2 separate regions of the Homo sapiens genome follow, and region 2 is linked to region 1. A link is a loop called in an ENCODE intact Hi-C map of the cell type or tissue named here. Cell type or tissue: MCF 10A. All regions are shown on one strand. Links, peaks and the distances in the headings refer to the core of each region. The heading gives the core; the rest is flanking DNA. Region 1 overlaps TENM3 (teneurin transmembrane protein 3). Region 2 has its middle 110 kb from the start of TENM3-AS2.

The links. Peaks named below come from ENCODE experiments on the same cell type or tissue, not always from the same donor. Only the 100,000 strongest peaks of a DNase experiment are listed, where the experiment ranks them.
Region 2: a loop joins it to region 1, with 20 times the contacts of the local background. A loop is called at or near these places in 2 of 110 quality-filtered maps.

What each region holds. Positions count from the first base shown.
Region 1 is chr4:182,802,238-182,812,498 of GRCh38, forward strand. It overlaps TENM3 (teneurin transmembrane protein 3), which reads left to right. Exons shown (of 28, transcript NM_001080477.4): 28 at 1-787. Among named protein-coding and RNA genes, the nearest start is that of DCTD, 110 kb to the right of the region's middle. RefSeq lists enhancers at 1,574-1,743, 5,396-6,334, 6,463-6,964 and silencers at 4,157-4,246, 4,267-4,316, 7,609-7,728. In MCF 10A, for the core only: a CTCF peak has its summit at 4,282 (motif pointing left); a DNase peak (open chromatin) is centred at 4,324.
Region 2 is chr4:181,933,442-181,943,702 of GRCh38, forward strand. It overlaps a transcript of TENM3 not described here. Among named protein-coding and RNA genes, the nearest start is that of TENM3-AS2, 110 kb to the left of the region's middle. In MCF 10A, for the core only: a CTCF peak has its summit at 5,867; no DNase peak of the experiment used is centred there.

The DNA.
Region 1 (10,261 bases), core at 1,223-9,222:
TGCTGATGATATTTTATTAGAATGAAAGCACAGATTAGCATTAATATTTTTTATTCTGGAAATCCTTTGGCAAGTATTATGAAGCCCAAATTTAGAAAACTATGAGATTTCAAACCACATAAACATGATTCTGTTTTCCATTTTATTTTTTAACTGTTAGGTATTTGCAGTTCTGTTCCGTGGAACTTCTGCAGGCCTGTATTTAGCATGCTGTAAGTACTTTTGGGTGAAATAGGCTCTGAGTCTAAATTCTCAGACATGTTTCTGATGTATTACCATGAAAAGCTTGTGCCACATGACAGAAGTGAGATCATAGTCTTAACCTCTTCTTGACGTGGACTGGTCTTCACTCGGGCACCGATAAATAACAGATTTGGAGTATCTCCTGGTGCTTATTTTAGATGATGAAGTCAAATCAACCCAATTAGTGTCCTGTTAGTAGGTATAATGAGCCTATTTCTTTCTAAAAAGACTTGTGATCTGGACATGCTTTTACAAGAAATAGTGACCTTGGGGAATATGTAAACAAAAGACCTTTTTCTAAGAGTTGGGAGGGGGTGGGGGACTGTATAATGAAAAGAATTAGCTTACAAAAAAGAAATTGATATTCAAAGTATTTTAGGCAAAGCCAGTCAAAATGCTTTCATGATATTTTGAGATGTAAATTTTGTCTGATTTGTATTGTTCTTTTCATTTGCCTTCTTAACTTTATATGTGACCTGAATTTTCCATAACTTGATGACTATAGATTGCACCTAGGCATTCCAATAAAAGCCAACCCAATGTGTGTGTGTTTTTATATTTTTTCAAGTCTTGGGCTAGCCAGCATTGCTTTTGTGTTTAACGTGGAGGACGCAAATAGATGCAGTTGTTGGGGAATTGATTCATCTGCAACCCAGTTGGTAGTATCTTTTTTTTTTTTTTTTTTGTCCATTGGCCAGACTGCTGGCTCAGCAGAGTGAACTTCACAGGGGACTCTCCCATGGCCTACTTTAGAAAAACAGTAAACACACCCCCACAAAGCCAAACACGCTAACTGTAAAGAAGAGTTTACAAAAATACCACCCATTACTACTTGAGAGCAGGCCTCATTCCTGTGATCCTGGCAATAAGTGTGCTTAATTAAAACACTTGATTAGAATAATCAGTTTGGGCCTGGTAGGCTTGCAGCCTCCTGGAGATGTCTAAATCTACATATAGACCGGCTGATTAGAAGATGCTTAGTTCAGCAATTCTGGCCGGCAGGCCAGGGCTTTGATTTTAGTCGGAAGAGGCAGACTTCATCACACTTGCTTTCTAGTGACAACCTCAACTGCATAACGTGTTGATCCAGCAAGAATCAGGTCATTCCACTTGGCAAACTGGTCTGTTTTCTTCTCCTCGAATTAGACTTTAACATGATCAAAACGGAATTCCAGAAAAACAGGCGAAGTACTGCTTTCCTTCTCTACAGTCTTTTCCTTAAAAGTAATGTCTGAACAAATGCAAATAAAAATGGTGCCGGTAAAAATTATACCTTAGAAAAAATAATCTGAATATGGGATATGCTGCTGCCACATCCCGTGAAATTTGTCTTTACATTCACCACACATATCCTAACAGTTGCATGGGGTTCTAACTGCCAGACCGCAACAGAAGGGCAGCACCTGACTGTAAGTACTTCAAAATCAGGACCAGTCCTCAAGCGCTTGAAAAGATGAGGAGAGGAGCTGGAGGTTACAACGAGCTATGATCGCAGCACTGCTCTCCGGCCTGAGCGACACAAGACCCAGTCTCTTAAAAAAAAAAAAAAAAAAAGTTTTTTAATGAAAGAATGCCGTTGATGCTTTCCCTATCCGTGCCCACTCTTCACTCCGTTCACCATCTTTTCTTTCTCCTTTTGCCCTGGGCTACTCCTGAATGCAGTTGTTTCTCTCGCCTGCTGACAGCAAATCAGCTGTCCGAGGTGCTTTTGGAAAGGAGGGATTCAAGAGAGGAAGCCAGAAGGCACTGATCCACATCATGTTCTGTCTGGGTAAAACCACCCGGGCAGTGCTCACAGCCGCTCGCTTGCTGTTGTACAGAGGAGGACAAGGTCCACCTGGACCAAGAACTGCCACCACCCATCTGGCCGGGGCGGGGTGGGTATCATTTGATCTCCAGCAGAGTGGGGTGAGTCTGCCCCTGGGAAGCCTCGAAGGGCAACATATTAAGATCTCACCCTTCCATAGATACCCAAATTTCCTCCCACTTTCCTTCAAGGAGTGATCTGATTCCAGCATCCCAGTCCACAAAATGCATCCCCATTCCAGAAGCTGGAGGTGGAATGGAATTACAGAAATGAGTTGTCCAAGTTCACAGAAGTGGCTTAAGTTAAGGTGAGCAGAGATTCCCTTTGCTAGTACCCTCCACTACATCACAGCCTCCTCATAACGCTCCCCGGGAAGATACCGCAAATACTCCTTACCGCCCCCCTTCCCATGGGCACTTGATCTTTCCAAAGCTGCCATCATTTACAGCCAGGACTAGCATTTTTCATTCTATAACGATCCGCCGACACTAAACAAAACAGATGCCTTGAGTGCCCCCTCTGCCTGCCAGTATTTCTAGCTCCTCACGCCCTTCTGTGTAGGTAAGCCAAGTTTGACTCTCCATCATTTCCAAAAGAAAGACCATTGGGCTGTTTACCTAGATTTTCCATAAGTTATTCATCTGGCTTTGAACATCCTACTAGACCCATGAAAAAATAAAATAAAAATGAGTTATAACTCATTATCACCCATTTTAACCACAGAGTTAAGCCAGAGTACCAAACAGGTACTGATAAGCCATTTGAATTTTCTACCTTCTCATTTAAGCCACATAATGAATGTCCTCTGTTTGCCAGACTTCTCATTTGCTGTTCACCACCCCTGCAAGCAATGGTCTCTTGATGTTAGTTAATTACTAATAACTTTTAGGTAAATTGAGTAAACCTTTTCATTTATGAACCGACTTAGAATCCTGTCGTGGAGGAATACGGGATTCCTAGAGTCCCGTGGATAGAGAATTTACTATCAACCGATTCTAAGCCTAGAGTAACATCATTATTCAGTTTAGAGTTAATGGGTTCCTCAAAGCAAATTTAATAAATCCTTCTGGGATCTAAGCTCAGGAAAATTAAAATTAGAAGCATAAATTGTCACTTTTAGGGCAAGAGACTGGCTTGGTAACAGTCCCCCTGCTTACAGGGTGAATTGTGAGCTACGCTTAGCCCTGGCCACAGGCATTCATCCTGTATTATGCAGGGAAATCTCGTTCTTCCACCTGTGTGCAGAGATTTCCTGAATTCCAGCCACAGCGGCCATTTCTCTATGGCATAGCTCGCTGCACACAACTGTCAGGATTTACAAGCGGTCCGCTGGGTCAAAATGAATTTTTAAAAATGTTCACAAGTGAACTCTATCAGGGGAGAGTGCGGGGAGCATAAATGCCCAAGGACTTAAAATGACAAATTCTCGGGCGTGACTGAAAGGCTGAAAATGGGGCGCTCAGTGGAGGTCGGTGAGGAGGCTCACCAGGCTCTCTTCAACCTGGAGTTCTTCTGCACCGTGGTTAATGACCGTAGGCTGGAGACTGCCCCATCCCACACCTTCCTCCCACACGAACACTAGGGAAAGTCTAGTCTGCCTGTTCCAGAGAAAATTCTGCAAAAATCGTCCCCAGAACTATCTTTGCATCCACGATGCTCGCTCTCTCTCTCTCTCTCTCTCGCTCTCTCTCGTTGCAATGGGTCAGGTTGAATCTAACCCTCTCTGTCCTTTAAGGCTTGGAAGGAATGCCATAGGGCTCCCTCGGTGGGCCAGGGCGACGTTGATGACTCAGGATCTCAAAAGGACCTAGAGCCAGTCTGTCATCCCCAGTTTCTTAATTTATTGACAAAAGGTAACGAACAAGCAGATTGTAAAATATCTTTATTCAGCTATGACATGATTTCCAAGCTCAAAAAAAAAAAAAAAAAAAAAAAATCAAGCCTGGCGTTTAACTTCAGTCTGGAGCATTGACAGGTGACAGGTCACTGCAGAACACAGAGGTGACCCAAGGCAGAGAACGGGAGGTAGCGAGAGGAAGACGACACCCTTCCCTGAGTCCTCCCTCATCTGGGGCTTCCCTCTGGCCTTCCCCTGGGGTTCCTGGGACTCGGCTTCTGCGGACATGGAAAAGCCGTCCCAACATCCGGCGGCCCCGTGGGCAGGGGTCCTGGGACGCCCCCTCCTGCATCCCCGGGCGGGCCCTGCAGGGGATGGCGGCGATTTCAGGAAGGGCTCCGGCGCCCCCTAGTGACGCGCGGCTGTGGTAGGGAAAGTCCTGCACGCCAAAAGGGCAGTTCCCGGGCCAGAAACCGAGGTGAAACCGAAGAGAAGGCGCCGCCGCTCGCCGCTCGCCACTCTCCACCCCAACCGCGGCGGGGCCGGCTCTCTGACCCTCTCTTCCCCACCTCTGCTCTGCCCTCCGAGTTTCACACTTAAAGCGGAGACTTCTGCTTCAGCACCGCCGCACCGAGGCCTGGGCCCTGCCAAAGTGGCTCGGGTAAGATTTCCCTGCACGTCGAGCAGACACTGTCATGCCGCGTTGCTCTCACTCACAGATCGAAATAAGGCCCTTCCTCCCGGGAATCGTCCGCGGGCTGAGTTCCGCAGCGCCTGAAAACAGTGATTTCTGAACTATCATATTGTTTCCCTTTTACTTTTCATGTTAACAGTCCTGTCGCTGGAAAGAATGTCCCGGAAGAACGGATCACTTAAATTCAGAGTGGCATTTTTATTTCTGAGGGAGCTGGGCTCTCACGGAACGTGCTGGAGTGACAGCCTGGAAGAGCGAAAGCCGCCCCCCCTCCCGCTTCCCCGCAGCTCCCCAGCCGCCTCGGCCTGGCCTCCCTGCAGCGGTGACATCCAGTCTCCCTCCTCTACCCAAGCCTGCGGCAGCCACGAAAGCCACCGCGGCGCAGAAGTGGGGAGGGATTCAACCTTTTGCCCCTGGGTTGTCGCCCAGAGAAGCCAATGGATGCTAATCTCATATAGCAGCCTGTTTGCTGGTGTCCTGCCTTCAGAAACCGGCCGTGAGTGAGCCCGCTGGCATTTTGGGAGGCCAATATATAGGCCCTTTTTCCTACCCGGGTTCTCGCTGAAATGAGTAAGGCCGGAGATGGCTCAGGAAAGCCAAAATATCACCTAGATAAAGGCCGGGTTGGGAAGCAGCAGGCACAGCTGCATGGGAAATCCCAAAGGGCCACTAACGGGACACCAAGATAGATCAGCCAGGCGCTGGCAGCAGTGGCAGGATGACGGGAGAGGCCCTGCTCCCTGAGCTGGAGCCCAGCGTGCCCATGCCCAGTTCGTTCCTCCCCACTCACCAGGAGGGCAAAGCGCTCCCCTGCCCACTGGGAGCCGGGATGACCAGGAGGCCCGGAGTGAGATATCTGTCTCTCTCTCTCTCTCTGTCACACACACACACACACACAGACACACACACACACACACACACACACACACATATATCACCAAGGAGGCTGTGGGCTGTGGCACTAGGAGAAATATTGCACCAGGTCTGGAGCCCCGGGTTTGCGGATGCTGCCCCCACCGCCTGTGGCCTTCAGCCAGGTTGCTTCCCGCCCTGGGCCTCTGCCGAAGCCAGAGGCAGGGGCTCTCCACCGGCAGCAGCGAGCGCCTCGCCTGCTGTGACAACTCTGTCTGGCTCTGGGGCTGCTCGGGAACCCGGTCCTAAACACAAGTTCTTGGGTCGTAAGCACAGGCTGGCAGTCCCAGATCGGGAGGCCCCATGCATCTGCTCCCGACCTGAGTCCCTCGCCCTGGCTCCCACTCCGCCACCCCATGGCGCTGCCTGCGAGAGGCGCCGGAGCCAGGCTCTGGCCTTTTCCGAGGCGGCTGCCTGCCGGTTCCTCTCGCGCCTGTTACACGGCGGACGGCAGGCTCCCGGGCTCTTGTAAATCAAAGGGCAACAGGACTCGCCTCGCCACCACTCAGGCTCTTTCTGCGGCCTCTGCCAATTAGTGCTCCAGTTAATCACACTTAGCAACTCCCTGGAGAAGCAGCGAAGCCGGGAGGAGCCCAGCGTGGGAGACCCCCTCAGGCTGGCTCTGCCGAGACGGAGATGACCACTGGCCTCTGCGCCTTGGTTTCCCCATCTTTACAGTGAACCCAGACCTTGGTCCCCAGCCGCCCCTCCCCACTTCCCGTGCCAAGACGCTGCATGTGTGTGCACACACACACGCATCTGTGTACGCATGTGTGCATGTGTGTGTGCATGTGCGTGTGTGCCTGCAAGTGCGTGTATGTGTGCATTTCTGTGTGTGTGTGCGTGTGCATATGTGTGGGGTGTGTGCACGTGTGTGAGTATATGCATGTGAGTGTGCACACGTGTATGTGTGCCTTTGTGTATGTGTGTGTGCACGCACATGTGGGTGGGTGTGTGCGTGTGGATGTGAGTACGTAATGTGCGCGCACATGTGTGAGTGTATGCATGTGAGTGTGCACGTATGTGTATGTGTGTTTGCGTATGTGTGCACGTGTGCATGTGGGGGTGTGCGTGTGTGGATGTGTGTACATAACGTGTGTGTGCATGTGTGAGTGTATGCATGTGAGTGTGCACGTATGTGTATGTGTGTGTTTGCATATGTGTGCACGTGCTGTGGGTGTGTGCATGTGCACGCATGTGTGTGCATGTGCGTGTGTGCAGGCATGTGTGCATGTGTGCATGTGCGTGTGTGTGCATGTGTGTTTGTGCATGTGTGTGTGCATGTGTATGTGTGTGGACAGAAAAAGCTAGAAGAAAGAGCCCATGGTGATATCAAGGCTACCACCCAGACGTCTTTCACCATCTCCTGGGAAAGTCCCCGAGCTGCGGGAACCCCAGCCACAAAGCTCAGCCACATGAAGAGGCCCCAGGACGGGAAGGGGGTTGCTCTCCCTGCAGCCCCCACCCACCAGGGAGGGAAGTGGCGAGCAGGGCTCCCTGGCACCTCCTCACACTTCCTGCAGGACAGAGCCTAGTAGCTGCCCTGTCCCCACCCCAGAGCTCACTGCTCGCCGTTTGAAGATGATGCAGCCTGACTCTCGGGCGTGAGTATTTGTAACCGCACAGGAAATGACACGGAGCATGGCAACCTGCAAACACAGCCCTGCCAGCATCCCATGCTTTGCCCTGCTCCAGAAAAGGAAACTCGAGGAGGAAGGAAGTGGGCAGAGGAGACAGCACAGGGTCCCTGGGTCCATGCCTGATGGTGCCCAATGTTGTCCCCCTTTTTCTGGCAGCCTTAAAGGCTAGAACTGGACTGAACCCCAAGGGCACGCCTCACCAGTTCTCCCTCCTGGGCCCTGCCTGGTCCCTGGCGGCATCAGGCCTCGCTGGTCATCAAGTTCAAGACCCTGGCAGTGAGGGTGCCCAAAATGGTGGCCCCCTGAAAACAGGCCAAGTCCAGTGCCAAGGCAAGTGAAAGGGTTCTGCCTCACAGTAAAAACCACCCCATATTGGTGGTTTTGCCCTGCCATTTCATAGTCCCCCAGCCCCACAAAAAGACAAGGATCCTTTCTACTTCTGCCCACAGTCACTTGTGAGAGCCAGGGCCATGACCCAACCCTGAGTCTGTCACCACCCCCACACCTTCCCAGGGATCCTGGGCAGGGACAGGTGGAATGCAGGCAGGGCAGGAGCATCCCCGAGAGGGCCCTCCAGGGGGAGCACTGCTTACTTTACACCCTCACCATACACACTCACACCACACACACACACACCACCACACACACCACATACACACACACCACATACACACATATCAGATACACACCACACACACCATCACATACACACACACACTCTCACCACACAACACACACGCCCTCACAACACACACACACATCACTACACACACCTCCTCACCACACACATACACCACACACACACAGACCCCACACAAATATGCACAACACACATGCACACCACACAATCACACACCATCTCACCACACACTTACCAACACATACCATCACCACACACACACCATACAAACACACACACACACCATACAAACACACATACACCACACACATATGCTATCACAACACACATACACACCCTCACCACACACACCAACACACAGCACACACACATACCATCACTACACAGACACACCCTCACCACATACATACCACACACACACACCCTCACCACATACATACGACACACGCACACACCATCACCACACACAAATACACTCACCATGCACACTCCCTATCACCACACCCACCACACACCCTCACCACATACACACACAACACATACACACTCACCACACACACACTGTATTAGTTCGTTCTCATATTGCTGTAAGGAAATACCCAAGACTGGATAATTTATAAAGGAAAGAGGCTTAATTGACTCACAGTTCCACATGGCTTCAGAGGCCTCAGAAAACTTAAAATCATGGTGGAAAGGGAAGAGGCATGTTTGACATGGCGACAGGAGAGAGAGAGAATGCATACATAGAAGGAACTGTCAAACACTTATAAAACCATCAGATCTTGTGAGAACTCACTCACTTTCATGAGAGCAGCATGGGGGAAACCACCCCCATGATCCAGTCACTTCCCACCAGGTCCCTCCCTCAAAACCTGGGGATTATGGGGATTACAATTCAAGATGAGATTTGGGTGGGGACACAGAGCCAAACCATATCATTCCACCCCTGGCCTCTCCCAAATCTCATGTTCTCACATTTCAAAACAAACAGGCCTTCCCAACAGTCCCTTAAAGTCTTAACTCATTCCAGCATTAACTCAAAAGTCCAACTCCAAAGTCTCATCTGAGACAAGGCAAGTCCCTTCTGCCTGTGAGCCTATAAAATCAAAAACAAGTTAGTTACTTCCTAGATACAATGGGGGTACAGACATGGGATAAATACATCCATTCCAAATTGGAGAAATTGCCCAGAATGAAGGGGCTACAGGCCCCATATGAGTCTGAAATCCAGCAGGGCAGTAAATCTTAAAGCTCTGAAATGATCTCCTTTGACTCCATGTCTCACATCCAGGTCACTCTGATGCAATGGGTGGGCTTCCACAGCTTTGGGCAGCTCCACCCCTGTGGTTCTGCAGGGTACATGCCCCTCTGGCTGCTTTCATGGGCTGGTATTGAGTGTCTGCAGCTTTTCCAGGTGCATGGTGCAAGCTGTCGGTAGATCTACCATTCTGGGGTCTGGAGGATGGCAGCCCTCTACTCACAGCTCCTCTAGGCAATGCCCAGTGGGGACTCTGTGTGGGGGCTCTGACCCCACATTTCACTTCTGCACTAACCTAGCAGAGGTTCTCCATGAAGGCTCTACCCCTGCAGCAAACTTCTGCCTGGACATCCAGGCATTTCCATACATCCTCTGAAATCTAGGTGGAGGTTCCCAAACCTCAATTCTTGATTTCTGTGCAACTTCAGGCCCAATACCACGTGTAAGCTGCCAAGTCTTGGGGCTTGCACCCTTTGAAGCAATGGCCTGAGCTGTACATCAGCCCCTTTTAGCCACAGCTGGGATGCAGGGCACCAAGTCCTGAGACTGCACAAAGCAGCAAGCCCAGCCCACAAAACCATTTTTATCTCCTAGACCTCCAGGCCTGTGATGGGAGGGGCTGCTGTGAAGACCTCTTACATGCCCTGGAGACATGTTCCCCATTGTCTTGGCGATTAACATTTGGCTTTTCATTACTTATGCAAGTTTCTGCAGCCAGCTTGAATTCACCTCAGAAAATGTGTTTTTCTTTTCTATCACATCGTCAGGCTGCCAATTTTCCAAATTTTTATGCTCTGCTTCCCTTTTAAACATTAGTTCCAATTCCCAACCATCTCTTTGTGAATGTATACAACCGAATGCCTTTAAGAGCACCCAAGTCATCTCTTGAATGCTTTACTGCTTAGAAATTTCTTCCACCAGATACCCTAAATCATCTCTCTCAAGCTCAAAGTTCCACATAATTCTAGAGCAGGGGCAAAATGCCACCAGTCTCTTTGCTAAAGCAGAACAAGAATCATCTTTATTCCAGTTCCCAAAAAGTTCCTCATCTCCATCTGAGACCACCTCAGCCTGGATTTCATTGTCCATATCACTATCAGCATTTTGGTCAAAGCCATTCAACAAATCTCTAGCAAGTTTCAAACTTTCCCACATTTTCCTTCCTTCTTCTGAATCTTCCAAATTGTTCCAACCTCTGCCTGTTACCCAGTTCTAAAGTCACTTCCACAT
Region 2 (10,261 bases), core at 1,409-9,408, 870 kb before region 1:
AACTGTTAATAGCACAAATCTATTCTATGAACTTTTGTCGTCTGATATTGAAATACCCACACCCCCATCCAGCACCATATTATATTCAGAGACGTAACCAAAGAGGCTTCCAAAGACTGTGGCCATTTCAAGCAAATCAAGGGTTAATAGGTCTATCTAGCATCTTCCATTAGTGGGTGTCACTGTGATGAAATTAACAAAGCCCTATTCTGAAGACTTTCCGGACCAGCTTGGAAGCATTTTGTGATAATGGTGCTCATTGTAACCAGATTTGACCTGTGGTTTAGTATCAGCAACTAAAAATGCAGGCATTTAACTACACTGAATTTAATTCTAGCCCAAACCAAGCTTTTTAGTCAGCCTACGATATCACAAGAAATATTGTAGAATTGAATAGTTAGTTGCATTCAATCAGACTCAATAGATTTTTTGTGTATTTTTAGGTGAGAAATGTGAAATTAAGGTGTATGGGATGTCTGCATTTCCTTCTCTTCCTGGCTATCTTTATTTAATATGCTCAAATCAGTTATTAGGTTATCAATGTGTCTCTATTATTTCTAGAAACAGTTTGATTAAATTGATTTTTCTATAGTAAAATTCCCCTTTCTGTGTGTGTGTGTGTGTGTGTGTGTGTGCGCGCGCTTTTAAATCACACTTAAACATACATAGGAATATGATGTTGGACAATGCGCTAATTGAAGTGAAGAGTTTAATGGACCTGATAGAGGGTAAGGACATGCCATACCTCAGTTGATTGCTTCTCGATTAGGACTCACATTGCTATCCCATTCTTCCTTTTGAGTATGACTTGAGTCTGTACAGTGCACTACATAAATGATTTTCCATGGCTTTTTAAAAGGCGGTGCATATTAATATTTTAAACTGAAGTAATTGCTTCTTGCTCAGCAATGGGTTTCATTTATGAGTGTTTATCCTCAGCAAATGGAAAGTATGGTTAATCTAAGTTAAAAATGGGTTCTTTAAATAGCTCTAATTACATTCTGTTTATATTTGTATGTATTAGACACTTAAGATTTAATCGGTAGCAGTTCTAACAAGCCATAATGTTTATTAGCTGGTTTTAAATTATTGTTATGGATGGGACTGGAATGAGAAAATAAGTGATTTGCCTACTATCAAACACAGTAAATAAAAGATGGACCAATGCTTAAAAAAGGATTTTTAGCATAACTTCAAATTTTAATATAATTTATGAGAAAGAGGTCATATTAGGTCAATTCTTTTTCTTTTTTCTTTATTTTTTAAACTCTAACAATAGAAAGAATGTGGTGTCTAATGGCATAAGATTAGTGGAATTTTTGTTTTCAAAAATTATTAAGATCCTAGTGTTCGAGTACTAGAAAAGAAGGGACTAAATTTTGCATTTTAATTCACATTTATTCAGAAGGAAAACTGACATGAGACATAACATGTTGATTTTTTAATGAAAAAAATTGTTTTAAGTTGATATGATGCTAGCTTGTCTATTTAATTTGCTTAAACTCTATATTTTGATTAACCAGAAAAGACTTTGTTGGATTCTGCTTCTTCCCTGAGAAATTTATCCAAGGACTTCCTCTAATCTTTGAAGAAAACTTCTGAATTACACATGGCTCACACATAGTGAATTAGGAAACTCACAGTCATTTTATTGACATTTAATTTTCAACTTGTTTTATTGTAATTTTCAAGATATGCAAAATGAAGTATAATTCAAAAGACAGTTTATTAATAATAACACCTGTATCTCTATGGAACTAAAAACATTTGTGATTGTTTTCAAAAGGCAATAGTATTCCCAGAAAAGAAGTCTGTAGAATTATTAGTGTCATTTTATAAATAAGGAAGATGAGACAAACATTACAACTTCTTTACAATGTGAAGAACGTAATCGTTTCATCTCCACCTTAAGCTCTGAGCTCTGTCCCTAGAGCTATAAGCCACCATAGCCTGCTAGGCTAGTTCTTCTTTTGCAGAAACTCTCATTCCTCTTTTGTTTTCTATTTCTGTTGCTACTTTCTAGAGGATGTCCTTGCTACCTTATGCCTGAAAATAAAGCCTTGCTAATTCAGTCTAGTCTCTCTCTGCCCAGCTACCGGGCATCACTATGGCACTTGTCCCCTTAAGCACCCACAATCATGCCACTCTTCACTCTCAAAGCTGCCAAGAGGTGACCTCTCTCTATTGGATACAAGCCCACATGGCTCATCTCTGCATGCCGGGCACTCCTGGATCCTGTGCCTTTACCAGGCCTTCCAAACTTACCTCCCAGTGGTCTGCAAAACTCTCGAATCCCAGCCAAGCCTCATGTCCATCTCAGGGTTTCCCTCCTCTGCACCGATGCCTTTCCATTTTCTTGAAGCGCACTCTACCGACATCGGGCCTTATGGAAATCTCCCCTATTCTTGAAGCCTCAGACAAACCTCATTTCCATTATAGTCGCTTTCCAGATCTGGGTTCCGAATGCATTTGTTTTATATCATTCATCTGTCATGTATCCTATTTACCTCATAGCATAAATCTTCATATCCTTGTTCATATCCAAGCTATGTAACTCTAGCTTGGCACATAATAGGTACTCCGTTCATATTTGTAAATAGATATTTATTACGGGATTAATGAATGTTGCTCAGTGCTGAGTGCTTTATTTTGCATAATTAAGAATCAGGGCTGGATGCAGTGGCTCACACCTGTAATCCTAGCACTTTGGGAGGCCAAGGTGGGTGGATCACCTGAGGTCAGGAGTTCGAGACCAGCCTGACCAATGTGGTGAAACCCCGTCTCTACTAAAAATACAAAAAAAATAAGCTGGGCATGGTGGTGTGTGCCTGTCGTCCCAGCTACTCGGGAGGCTGAGACAGGAGAATTGCTTGAACTTGGGAGGCAGAGGTTGCAGTGAGCCAAGACTGCACCACTGCCCTCCAGCCTGGGCGACAGGGTGAGACTCCATCAAAAGAAAAGGAATCAGATGTGAGAGTGGCTGATAGGTAATATTTGAATTAATTAATTAGTTAATTACTTTGTAGAAATTGTGAGTCATCTCTTTCGCCTACCCTTCACACTCTTTCAATAACCATTTCTTTCTATTCATCATTTCCTGATTTTGTCCTATGTTGGTGCAAGATGTTGGTGCCAGCCATCTGGGGGTGAACAAGACAGTCTTTGTCACCATGAGTAATAGTCTTAGAGAATAGCAGGGAAGACAAACACAAACAATAATGGCAGTGAAATGTGTTGAGCGTTATGGCTGAGATTGACAGGAAATTATGGAAACGAAGAGCAGAGGACCTATCTGGCTTAATCTAGGGGACAGGAAAGACCTCCCTGAGGAAGTGAGCTTTAAACCAAGACCCAAGGAAAGCCCAGGACTAAAACAAGCAGAAGGGGAGAGCAGCAGGCCCCTATAATTACCAAGGCCCCATGCTAGGCTCTAGGCGCAAAGGGGGAAAAGAAAACAATGTTTCCTGCCCCCCACGAAGCTTTCATAAATAATAAAACAATTTGCAATAAGCACTGTGAAGAAAGCAAGCAGTGTGTTGTTGTAAAGAGGTAACAAGTGGGGAGAATGCCATCTAATTACATACAGTGGCCAGAATAGAAATTTTTGAAGAGATGCCACCTAACCTGTGATCTGCAGGATAAGAAGGAGGTGGCCCTGGGCAAAGCAGGTATGGGAGCATTCTAAGCGAAAGCACCAGCGTGTGCAAAGCTCTGACAGTGGAGAAAACTTGGACCATCCAGAGAAGAGAAGGAAGGCCAAGGTGGCTGCAAAGCTGTCAGTAGAGGAGGTAGCCTGAGATGGGATTAGCAAGGTGGCCTTCCCAGACTATGGAGGGCCTCCTAGGCCAAGAGGAAGAGTTTGCTTTTGATGCTAAGTGCATTGAGAAACCATTAGTGGGCTTTAAACAGGAGAGAGGCATGACCCAGTTTATACTTTAAAGTACAACTTCTGCAAGAAGATGATTCCTAGCGAGGGAAGAAGAGGGGCAGGGCATCTAGGCTGATGGTAGCTTAGCCATCGTAGGAAGAGTGACGATTGAAGTGGGAGAATTCTACATCCATATGGGAAGGACATTGAACAGGACACATGCATTGGATGCAGGGGATGAACAAAAGAGGAATAAAGAACATGAGGACAGACGTGATCATGACTGCACGAAGGCCTTTTGCTAACTTCTTCCTTCTAAGCCTATTTCTTTGCCCCAGTGCTGCTTCACACCCTGGCACTACTACAAAAGCTGAGAACTTTCTTGAATTCTTTACTATAAATTGAGTTCAGAAGACCTTAGAACAAGCTTGGAGGAAAAAATATGTGAACTCTGATGAATGCCAATGTGACTTTCAGTCTTGAACCTGGCTGCTCAGTTGCCCCAGTCATCTTTCTCCCAGAGTGGAAAGTTTTAAAAGTCTCTTCAAGCTGCCTCCATCCCCAGTGAAGAGACCATGACCCCACTTAAGATGTGATTTTCAGGTGAGCCTGAAGAGATGCCTCTGAATTAGCTCCTCCCTTTTCCATCCAAGGCTCTGTGGCCCTTCCTATATCACCAAGCCACTGAGGATAGCAGCTGGGCCACACAACAGTTTCACCCCTTGCCGATTCTCAGTTTTTATCATACCTTGGCTCTGGTTGTATGAATAAGTAATTTCAAGTAGATCTTAATGTGGAACTAAGCTAGTTTGATTTCATGCTTGCTGCTACATGTGGCTAAGCTTATATTCTAGACATTATAACGTTTTATACCTAGAAGGAGCCTTAGCTGTCATGTTATCAGATGTCTTTATTATATAGATGAGAAAACCAAGATGTAGAAAGTTAAAGTCATTTGGGGCACGTCATAATACTCCAGAAAATCGTAACCTTTAGAAAGCTCTGTATTCTAATTCTAACCACATCTCTTACCAACTGTACTAATTAATTCATCTCTATACCCTCCTTCAATTTTCTTATTTTAAAACAAAGACAATAATTCCTACTTTGCAGAATAGTCAAGGGGATCAGAGATAATACACAACAAGCATATGATATTTACAAAACACTCAATAAATTGTCATTATTATATGTTCACTTTTCGTTGTCCACTGTTAAAGTGACAGTATCACTTAGTAGCCGATAAAGGCCTAAAACTCGTATTTCCAACCTAATGCTCCTTTTTATACACAGCATACAGCCTGATAGAAATTTTCATGAGTTCATGGACTCTTCCTCAGTCTATTTAGGAATAACAAACAAATGCATCCCCCACCTCGTGCCCATTTCGAGCCCTTTGAGAGTTTCTTGTGCCCTGGAGAATTAGGTACACAATTTGTAACTTTATTCAGCAGTGAAATGCCACTGTGGTCGCAAAAAAGCTAAAGCAATATTTCAACCCTAAGAACTAGGTCTGGCACCCAGAATAAAAGACTCTTTTAATAGGAAGAATAATCTATCAATTTTGTGAAAGGGCTTTTGGAAAAGGCTCAAAGTCCTACTGCAATATAAAACATAAATGGTACATTGTCCTAGTTTTTTGCTGGAAATTGTACGTTAGCACTAAAGAACAGAATTTCTTTTGCTTCAGTCTGCATTTTTAGAACATGCTATAAAGACAACTCTATTTTCTAGGGGTTAATAAGTAATGTAAGAAAAAAAAAGATGGCATGGATTAAATGAAGATAATAATTATAACAGTAATCTTGTGCACTTTTTCATACTTAAAGTATAAAAGAAAATTTGTTTCTACCCATGAAAGAAAAATCCTCTCCTTATTATTATTGTTCTATACACTTTCTAGAATTTTCTTATACTAAGATATGGTTATAATCCTAGTCCTGCAGGAAGGAAGGTATGTGTCTCTGTGTAAGAATGCCGGGAACTCGTTTCTGGTATCAGCCACTTGAGTGTGCTCTAGAATCGGCGTGTAGCCTGTCTGTTCACCAAAAAGGTGGTAGGATTCCTAGGAAAAGCTCCTGGAGATTTCAGAGTGATGTCCTCCATGGGAAACAGGCCAGGAAGATATAAATAAGAACCGCAGAGAAAGAGCTGTGGCTGTGATCAGCCTGTCGGTGTTTCAGTACAGTCAGGCGTGCCTGTGAACCTTGGAGAGAGGGCAAAACGGTAAGATCGGAAACTTGTGCCCTAAAAGCAAAACAAAATTGTTTTCTGGACCTCTTCCGTGATCTGTTTATTTCTCCACTTCTTTCTCTTAGTTTTAAAAGCTCCAATCATCTCAGCTGAACTAAGGGGAAGAATGTGTCTATTGTTGGACAGCTATATAAGGGGTTGGGGTGCGGGGCGCTCAGCACATGGCAGGGGCCAGGGTGAGTGGAGAATACCGCTTGATGAGAGAACCCCAAGGCGGAGAGGTGTCCGCTGCCTCCTCCAGGGTGAATCTTTTAGGGCCTTGGTTTTATTTTAGTCCTTTTATTAAAGCTAGTGTTCTTCAACAACCACTATTTCATTTCATTGCTTTAAATTATATTCTAAATATTCATTTCTTTTGCCCTGGTCTCCATAATAAAGACTTTCAAAATATCGTGACAAGCAATTGACTGAGTGGAGAAACACTGAAAGCTGGAGGAATTTAAGCAGAAATGCACGCTTTATGCACATGTTCTTTATGTTCTAGCTTAGATTCCTTCGGGATTTTTGCTGCACTATTTTGAAGCGAATCCATCAATAAAAAATAACAGTGATAATAATAACTTTGAAGTATGCTCAATGAAAATATAGCATCTCTGCATACACAAAGTGTCTTGTTTTTTATAATGTAAAGTTGGTCTGTCCCTTTAGAATATAAAATAAATAGTGCCAATCTCCCTTTTCTTCATGATCTGAACATTAAAATATTTTTTTACTTAGGAAATTTCAGCTTGCTTTACTAAAGGAATATTTCAAACATACAAGAAAATACAGATGTCCTCTAAACCAACTCATACAGTGTACACATATTTAGCTTCGCCAGAATCACTGATTCAATCAGTTATCTATTGAGTATTTACTACGCATTGAATCCTGCTCTACTGAAAAAAAAGTTCCAGTCCGGTGCAGTACATATGCTGTTAGGAGAACACAGGTAATAAATAATAACCATAATAAATAAACTATATAACATAATAGAAAATAGTATGTGTTACAGAAAATTAAAGCAGGGTAAAGGGAATTGTGAATCTCATGGCAGGATATGGTGATAAGACTGCAATTTTATGATAGGGTGGACTCATTGAAAAGGTAAATTTGTGCAAAGACTCCACAAAGGTGAAGTGAGCTAGGCAGATATCAGGAAACAGCACAAAGTCCCCGTGGTAGCCAGCCCTCAAGGTCAGTTTAGTGTGGCAGAGGAGTGACATGGCATATCTCTTCTTCTGAAATTTCACTGGGGCTGCTGTGTTGGAAATAGGGTAGAATTAGAGAAGTCTATGAGGAGAGTATTACAGTCTCCCAGGCAACAGTTAATGGCATCTCAAAACAAAGAGGTATCAGTGTTTGTGTTGGCAAGTGGTTAGATTCTGGATATATTTTGAGGATAGACCCATCTGAATTTCCAGATGAATTGAATACCGGGTGTGAGAAAGAGAAATCAATTATTTATTCATGGTTATCAGGCTGAATAACTGGAAAGATGGTGTAACCATTCCCCGAGCTTCAGAAGACTGCGAGAATGGGAATGGGAGGTGGAATCAAAAATTTAGATGTTACAAATAACTCTCAAAGGAGTTTGGAAATATTTACTCCTACTAGCCACGTATGAGATCATGTGTATCCCTCCATCAGAGTTCACTTCTATAATCTGAAAACTCGTGTCTTTAAATTCAGAAATACCCACAGTCCTTATCACTCAATACCACCTCTTCCTCATTCTCTACTCTCTCTTTCCAGAACTTTTGTTTGATGTTTTTTTTTTTTATAGCTATTTGGCTCTATTTCATCTATTATTACTTTTTCATTTCACTATGCTGCATTCTGGATGACTTCCTTAAATATCCCTTTTAAATTACAGTTCTTCCTACCTGTTGCCTGATCTGCTATTAAGCTCATTTGCTTTTTATTTCAATGACTATAATTTTCACTTATAAGGTTCTATTTGGTTTCTTAGATCCACCCATTCTTTTCTAGATGGGTGTGTTCTTTCTATCATTTGTTTTATCGCTTTAGTTATTTTAACTGAAGTTATTTTCTCATTTCTTTCTTAGCCTTACATTATGTCAATGACTTCAGATGCTAATTCATCTTTTCTTTTCATCTGATCACTCCCTCTCACTTGTGAATGATTTGCTTTCATCATTTACAGTTTTGTTGTTGTTGCTGTGGGGTTCCCGAGGGTGAGGAATATCCCTTGTGCCTGGGTTATGGACATGATTCTAGAGGTTTGGTTTTACCTTTTCTTTCCCTGCCAGCTCCAGTTGTTTCACAGGACTGACATGAGTGTCTCATGAATTGGAATGAGATTGTCCATATCATAAGTAAATATTTTAAGTTTGATCCCCACATCTGCATGTTGAAGAGGCTTGGAGTTAAAATTTCTCGCAGGAGACGCTTCTATCAGAACACCTAAAAAACAACAGGCTTCCCTGCCTCTCCCCTGGATAATGGACAAAAATTTCCACAAAAGAGGCAGCCCTTCCGGTGACCTGCTTTCGGCCGTGATCTTGGTTTCTGATGCCTTCCTGTGTGAGGACTCAGGCCGCCTCTTCTGGCCTGAAATGGACAGTCACTTCCTAATCTCTGCGTGCCAACTGGCACCAATTTGGTATTACCCAAAGGACTTTGGTATCAGTTGAAGATCTCTTTCTGTTTTTTTCACCTAGAAATTTCCTATTCTTTCTTTCCAGCATTGCTATGATGTTGGGCCTTTTTTTTTTTTTTTTTTCAATTTTTCATTACCTTTTATCCAAAATTATCAGTTTGGAGTTAGAAGCGGTTAAATAAGATTTGTGCAGCCGGTGGTGATATCTGATAATCTCTGTGACATATGAGGTCCTTCAGGCCTTCTAAGTGCCTAAAGGACCACTTACTTTCTAGACTGAAGAGAGGCCCAGAGTCCTGAGTGAGGGACCAGTGGGGTGGCTGTTTACCAACCAACACCCAAGACTTTCTTAGCCATCAGGGCAGCTATGTGGATGTGTATCAGCCAAATATCAGACTGCATATAGTGAGTTTTCTTTTCTTACTGCTCTCTGCACATAATTCATATTGTCATTTACAGCAATTAGATAAGGAGCTCAAAGGAAAAACACTACCCCGGGGATAAAAGACTGGGAAAAAATATTTGGCCATTAAATTATTCAAAGCAACATGAAACTATCTTAAAGTCTATTTAGATTGCTTTGTTTCATGAAATGAGGGAGAATGGAAAAAAATATTTTTAAATCTGAGAGTCAATTTCATGTCCTTACTCTGGTACAAAATAAAATACATATTGTAAAGGTACTTAGCATTATAGTTACTCACATTTTAATTAGTTCCAGGTACTTCAACATTTAATCACAATTTAAAAATCATTATATTCATACCTTTGATAATAGGTTAATAATATTGACATTGGCACTTATTTTCTAGAAATTATAAAGACAATCTTGGCATATTCAAAGAGGCACATAGATTATATCTGTAAGAATTGCCATTCAAATATTTTGGGAGTAAAACACCTTTTGAACAAACTTGTGTTTTATGTCTACAAATGTAATTTTAGGGCAAAGGAAGGGTTTTGGTATGCAGGCTTTTCTACCTCCTGAAAGTGGTAGAGTCCCTGGATCCCGGGTAGATTGTAACAACCTGTGTATTTGAGCATAGAAGATTTATAGATTAATGTCAAGGTTCTCAGTGATGCCTAGAGTTAGGCATTATGTTTGCCTTGCCTTGGAAACTACTTAAAAAGACCTGAGCTGGGTAGTTTCTATGTGTCTATTATTTCCAGCCTTTAGCCAATCAGATTACAAGCAGGGGAGAGTAGAACAGGAGGTTGGGTTCATTCCGATATTTCCAAAATTTTGTCAAAAATTGTTTCTGACTCCAAAGATTATTCTTCCAGCATTAGTTGGTTAAGAAAATGCTTAGTAACAAAAATTTACTATTATTTCAGTGATTGTGGTGGATGAATGTTCATTTCCATGCCAATTCAATATATATTTGAAAAATAGTGGTGTATGCAAGCTGTTATTAATTAAATTCACTTATTTAATCTGTTTCTTTGATGCATAAACAGATTCTGGGAATTGCTTGTGACACCTCTTTGCCCGCCAGAATCTGGAGTTAAATGCTGAAAACTGTTGTTCCACAGACCGT